Linked DNA regions of Homo sapiens: region 2 is linked to region 1. Evidence: read pairs that join two places in POLR2A ChIA-PET (ENCODE). Cell type or tissue: GM12878. All regions are shown on one strand. Each heading gives the region's core, and the rest is flanking DNA. Links, peaks and the distances in the headings are about the cores only. Region 1 has its middle 5.9 kb from the start of SCYGR3. Region 2 overlaps RHBDD1 (rhomboid domain containing 1).

The links. ChIA-PET counts read pairs that join two places held together with the same protein. Peaks named below come from ENCODE experiments on the same cell type or tissue, not always from the same donor. Only the 100,000 strongest peaks of a DNase experiment are listed, where the experiment ranks them.
Region 2: POLR2A ChIA-PET joins it to region 1 with 5 read pairs; 1 of 35 experiments calls an interaction of 5 or more read pairs at or near these places.

What each region holds. Positions count from the first base shown.
Region 1 is chr2:227,607,455-227,610,369 of GRCh38, reverse strand. It overlaps the pseudogene SCYGR10 and the pseudogene SLC19A4P. Among named protein-coding and RNA genes, the nearest start is that of SCYGR3, 5.9 kb to the left of the region's middle. RefSeq lists a silencer at 2,150-2,350. In GM12878, for the core only: no CTCF peak of the experiment used is centred there; a DNase peak (open chromatin) is centred at 1,719.
Region 2 is chr2:226,904,616-226,907,530 of GRCh38, reverse strand. RHBDD1 (rhomboid domain containing 1) reads right to left here. Exons shown (of 9, transcript NM_001167608.3): 6 at 650-738. Among named protein-coding and RNA genes, the nearest start is that of RHBDD1, 70 kb to the right of the region's middle. RefSeq lists a silencer at 2,535-2,684. In GM12878, for the core only: no CTCF peak of the experiment used is centred there; a DNase peak (open chromatin) is centred at 1,280; H3K4me3 peaks cover 2,090 bases; H3K27ac peaks cover 2,500 bases.

The DNA.
Region 1 (2,915 bases), core at 214-2,713:
AACCTGATGGCATTAATTCTGTGGTTGGGGAAATGTGAAAGTGAAATCGATAATACCACAGTTCTAAATGTGCACTGTTGGCTGAACTTATGGTGTGGTGGGGGGTGGTAAAAATTAGGCTTCTAAGAAAGGATGGGACTCTGCCCTCCAGGCAAGGAGTAAATGGCCCCAGCAGATGGAAAACTAAAGCAAATGTAATCACCTGCATTTTGAAAATAGGTGTGTTTCTGAGAATTTGTTTGAATTAGTTCTTTGTAAATAAAACAGGATTTTGAATGCATTCAGGAAGCTTGTCTTTTTTTTTTTTTTTTTTTTTTTTTTTACAGAGTCTCGCTCTGTGGCCCAGGCTGGAGTGCAGTAGCACAATCTCGGCTCACTACAACCTCTGTCTCCAGAGTTCAAGCGATTCTCCTGCCTCAGCCTCCTGAGTAGCTGGGATTACAGGTGTGCGCCACCACGCCCGGCTAATTTTTTTGTATTTTTAGTAGAGATGGGGTTTTGCCATGTTGGCCAGGCTGGTCTTGAACTCCCAACCTCAGGTGATCTGCCCGCCTCGACCTCCCAAAGTGCTAGGATTACAGATGTGAGCCACTGCGCCTGGCCCAGCTTGTCTATTTTTAAAGGAACCTCACATCTCAAAATTGAATACGAACTGTAGAGAGAAGCTGGACATTCAAGTATTCTGTTTGGTAACTAGAGGGCACAAACAACAGAGGCAGGAAGCTACTCTCAGGGTCTTTAACTTGCTCCACGATCACTGCGCATCCACCAAAGGCTTTCTAAGAGAGATTAAGATTTTCTAGAATGTGAGATATGTTCAAACCAAAAAAAAAATGCAAAGATAAACTTTTAATAATATATTTTTATTTTATTAGGAAATTTAGAAAGTAGCTATTGACAAATAGGAATACAAGATAGAAAAGGAGCAGAGAAAAGCACACTAATGGAAATGAAATGATCATATACATCAAAAAGTCTGTTGGGAATCATGATCCTCTTTGATTGAGCTCAGTGATGTGGACTCTTCCTGAAGAGGTAGGTTGTCCTTGTGTCTTTGTTTTGGCTGCTTGATATTAGAGAGGAAACTTTTCACGTAGGCAGACTGGAAACACCCAAAGCAGAAAATACACGAACCCAGAATACAGGAGCAAAGTTACAGTCCAAGAGCATAAGTGCTAGGATACCCAGAGGATGGGTAAGGCAGGTGAATGGGGTGAAGGAAAGTCCCCAGCATATCCTGCCACAGGACGGAGGCCAGGCCAGCCCACCTAACAGCAGCATTGCTTCTGGCAGCAGCACTTCTGCTGGCAACAGCTCTTCCCACAGCCGCAGCCACATGAGCGGCAGGTGCGGCGGCAGCAGCAGATCACAGGTGTGCTGCAGCAGCCCCCACAGCAGCCGCGGCAGCAGGGGCAGCAGCTGGAGCAGCAGCCCACCCGGTACTACCTGCAGGTGGTGTAGCTGCCACAGCCACCACCACAGCCACCACAGCCACCACCGCAGCCACCACCGCAGCCACCACCACAGCCACCACCACAGCCACCACTGCAGCGGCCACCGCAGCCACCACAACCACAGCAACCCATGGCGTCAGTAGAGAAATCTCAGGTGAAGTGAGAAGAGAGGACTCAGGAGAGGTGAGGGAGATACGATGCCTCTTTCTGCTGGGGGTGGAGCTTATATACTAACTCTGGGGGAGAATATTGACCTAAGACTCAATGCCACTTCTCTGTTGTTGCCACTTCCCTTTGGCAAATATCCAAAGCAGAATCTCACATGGCCTTTTGTACACTTCCTTAATGGGTCCTTCTGACTTCAAAAATTTGCTAAATTTAGCTTTCACTTGTTTTTTTAAAGCCATCTATAATATAGAATAGTAAACATCTAACAACTCCCTTTTTTTTTTTTTTTTTTTTTTTTGGTGATTGGAAAAGTCAGAGTGGGGTTACAATTTCCCTTAGCTATTGTACATATCTCCATTGTATCAGCCCAGGACAAAGATTTTTTCATTCCTACGTTATTTGTAACTATTTATTAATTTGCAAAACATCCCTTTAGATGGAGGAGAGCACTTTGAATATGGAAAAGGAAAGAGTGGTCTCAGGTTATGTTATTTTGTCTTCCCCAGGCAGAGCTCCTCGGCCATTTGCTAGCCCTGTAACATGAGTCAGGACTCTCTGATTCAGAGAAGAGGGGATCCTGCATTATCAAGGGTTATGACAGGGCATCCTTCGTGTTGTGCAGATGATAAAAGCATATCCTGAGCAGAACGTTTCCAAGTCACTTTCCAAACTCAAAGAGGCTTCTGTTATCATCAGCCTGTTAAGAAAGGAGGATAATGCTGAAGGCATGTTTCTGGCAGTCCCCTGGAGCCTGGTTGATCCTGGACCAGTCCCCCATGGAATGCTGACTTGAAATGATTAGTTCCAATTGGCCATCCCTATGCAGACTACTCTTTCCTGTCAAAGGAAAAATGAAAATGAAAAATAGAATAGTGAAGGCCATCAATGAAATCTACAGGTTCTAGCCCTGCGTATCTGTTCTCAGAATATAGTGCTCTTATCACTCACCCCAGGCCATGCCAAGGAGCACAAGACAAGGAGAACCCAAGAGTCCTCTCAGGTCCCCGCAGGCCCCAGAGTTGGAGGAACTCTGATTCCCCTGCATGATGGTAAATTTTATGTGTCAACCTGACTGGGTTAAGAGATGTCCAGATAGCTGGTAAACATTATTTCTGGATATGTCTGTTAGGGTATTTCTAAAAGATATTAGCATTTGAATCAGTGGACTGAGTAAAGAAGATCACCTTCACCGTGGGCATTGCTATGGTCTGAACGTGCTCCCCAAAAGTCACGTGTTGGAAATAATTCCAATGCAATAGTGTTGGAAGGTGGGGCCTAATGGGAGGTGTTTAG
Region 2 (2,915 bases), core at 127-2,626, 700 kb after region 1:
GTGTTTGCAAACCAGTTTTCTTACAAGTCAAAATGAGAATCGCATTGAAAATTAAGAGGTCTAAAAAATACAAGTATTTCTAAATGAAATATTTTCATTGAGTATCAATTTGAAGGGAAAAACAAAATTAAAAAAAGCAGGAGCTAAGCTTCAAGCAATAACAGACTTGGTTTCGCCATGCATGAATATATGGCTCATCCACCAAGGACCCGGTCATCAGTCTGAATTCTTTAAAATACTGGCCATGCACTTCAGTCCAGGCTTTGTTTTCTTTTTCACCTTTGCCTTGCACGTATATTAATTCATGGACTATTATAGAAGAATGCATTATTTTAAAGGCACTTTAGTTCTCTGCATTCTTTAGGAAATCGTGGTTTTCTGCGGGTAGCATTAAGGTTGAGGGTATAAATATATACTGATATTTGTCCCCTAAGAAAGTATCAGATTCGAAATTTAAGTTTGCAGCCTCTTTTGTGGAGCAATGTAAGGAACTGCACTGGTTGTTTTACCTTTCGGTTTAAAAAGAAAAACAGGCATATTAGGGAATTCTTGAGCTGAACCACAGGGAAACTTGGGGTTGCTTCTGTTCACATTAAAATTAACATGAACTTCCAAGCTGTTGTCATGCCAAAGGTGTTTTATTCTGTACCTGCACATGCTTCCATGATTTTCTTCAGAGGCCCTTGAGTGTACATTAGTCCAACAAGAATCCCAGCCAGATGCCCAGCGAAGGAAGTCCTAGGAGGGAAGGAGACCCTTTGTGAGTGTTTGTTCTGCTGCTGATTAGAGACATTCTGTCTTCTCATTAGCCCAGTGCATGTCAAATAGTCACAGTCTGCAGGCTTTGTTCCACATCAAGTCTTTTATGCTAAGCAGCATTTAACTCAGTCCAAAGAACAACATCTCCTACCTTAAAAAAAAGTACAATGAATAACAACCACCACATGTTTAAAACGCAACACCCCTCCTTAACCAGGGGAAGTGGGTTGTCTCCTCCAGAGCAGTGGAAGCATTTGGTCAAGACAAGTCATTACATCGCTTTCCGTTTTTTTTCTGTACCTCTTATCACAAAACATAAATAAAATCAGTTTTCTCTGTTTGGCATTAAATCTGGAATTATCCAGCCATTGTGAGGGATGATGTCTATCTGTGTTATGGCAGGGCAGACTGCTGCAGTTTTCTACACCATGGATGAGTGAAGCAGAGAGCAAGTGAAACTCAGCAAAAGGAACTGAGATGCCCACCTGCATCCACCAAAGTTGTCTTCATGTGTATGTTTCAGTCACTCAGAACAAAGAAACATACATTTAAATTTCAAACTTGAAAGATGAGTTAGGGCATGAAAGTGTTTGCGTTAGGGCATGACAGTGGTTTAACTCTTCTTAAACTGGCATCTAAAACCAGCAATTACTTGTAAGATTTATTTTCAGAGGTCTACTTTGACCCAAGTGGCAACACTCTTTGTGGAGTTCCCTGGCTGAATGACCTCCCAACCAGCCTGAGTTTAAGAAATTACTGGCGATTCTCAAAAACCTCTGCTGTTACCACAAAGGGGGGGGTCCTACACAACGAGTTGTTCTTTAAGCACTTGACCTCAATTTCCAGCTGCCCGCCACCCTCTAGACACCCCCGCGCACACATGCACACATCCACTAGCACCTTAAACTAGACTTTTCTGGGGTGCCACTCCCACTTCCCGTTTGTAATGCCTCTCATACCCCTCCCAGCCTTCCCATTCCTACTGCCACAACCATGCTTACTGCCATCTGGACTATTTGGAAATGCCCAGTGTTGGGCACAGAGTGAACCCCAGATGAATGTGTGTTGAATGAATAAAATAAATGAAAGAAAATCATCCAGCTGGTCTCCCTGCAAGCCAGCTCTTGCTCTCCAGTGCATCCCACACACGGCCATCAGTTATCCTCCTGAGGCAGAAGGCAAGTGGTGTCATTGCCATCCTCTGAAATCCACTGGTTCTCACAGAATACTCCGGTGTGTGTTTAAGCCCTTCCAACACTTGGCCTTGCCCATCTCTGCAAAGTCAGAGGGTGGAGACCTCATCGTCTACTACCTCCATTCCCACATGCCCCACTGTCACATCCCCCAAGCACTCTCTGACCATAGGCTAAGCCAAACAGCACCTCTGTCAAAAAATGCCACCCCAGTTGAAGAGCCGTTCTTTCCTTCTCCTGCCTCCCCTCAGAGCTGAGGCTCCTACCTTATTCTGGCACGAAGCCAGTCTGCTGGTGGCACAGTACTTACACGTCTGCCTGCCTGTCCGTCTCTCTCTGTCACACACAAACTCCCTGAGGGCAGCAATGGTGTCTCATTCATACATTATACAAAATTAGAAGCTTAAAAAAAAAAAAAAGCCAAGCAAATGAACGCATTCCCACAGCCTGGAATAGTGACCTCTCATTCCAGAAGGTGGGAAACTGAAAGTTATGAAAGAGCCTGATGGAGACTCCAAGAACATAGCCTTTATGTGGCTTTTACATATGTATTCCAAACACCCAGGACAGGGCCAGGCACATGAGAGGCACTCAAGGATATGTTGAGTAAATGGCTCAAGTGTGCCAGGACCGTTTCACCAAGACCAACAGGAGGTAAGTTAAAACCACTAGATGTTCAGCTCAGGGTGCTTGCTGAGCCACGGCAATCACAGAGCTAAGAATCCGCCATTTGGTAACCTACACGAGACTCAGAGTCAAAACCAATACATTTCGCCTACTATGGCAGCAGCCTAGGGGAGATTCCCTGAAACACCACAAGCAAGATGGTTCTGAGTAATTTTCTTTGTCTCCAAGCTATGAAAAGACTCGCTGGCTCTCAGGAAAAGAACATGCAATGAGGAACACTTGAAAGAAAGAGACAAACAGGAGCCTTGTAAAGAGAACAGCATTGATGCTTGTTCC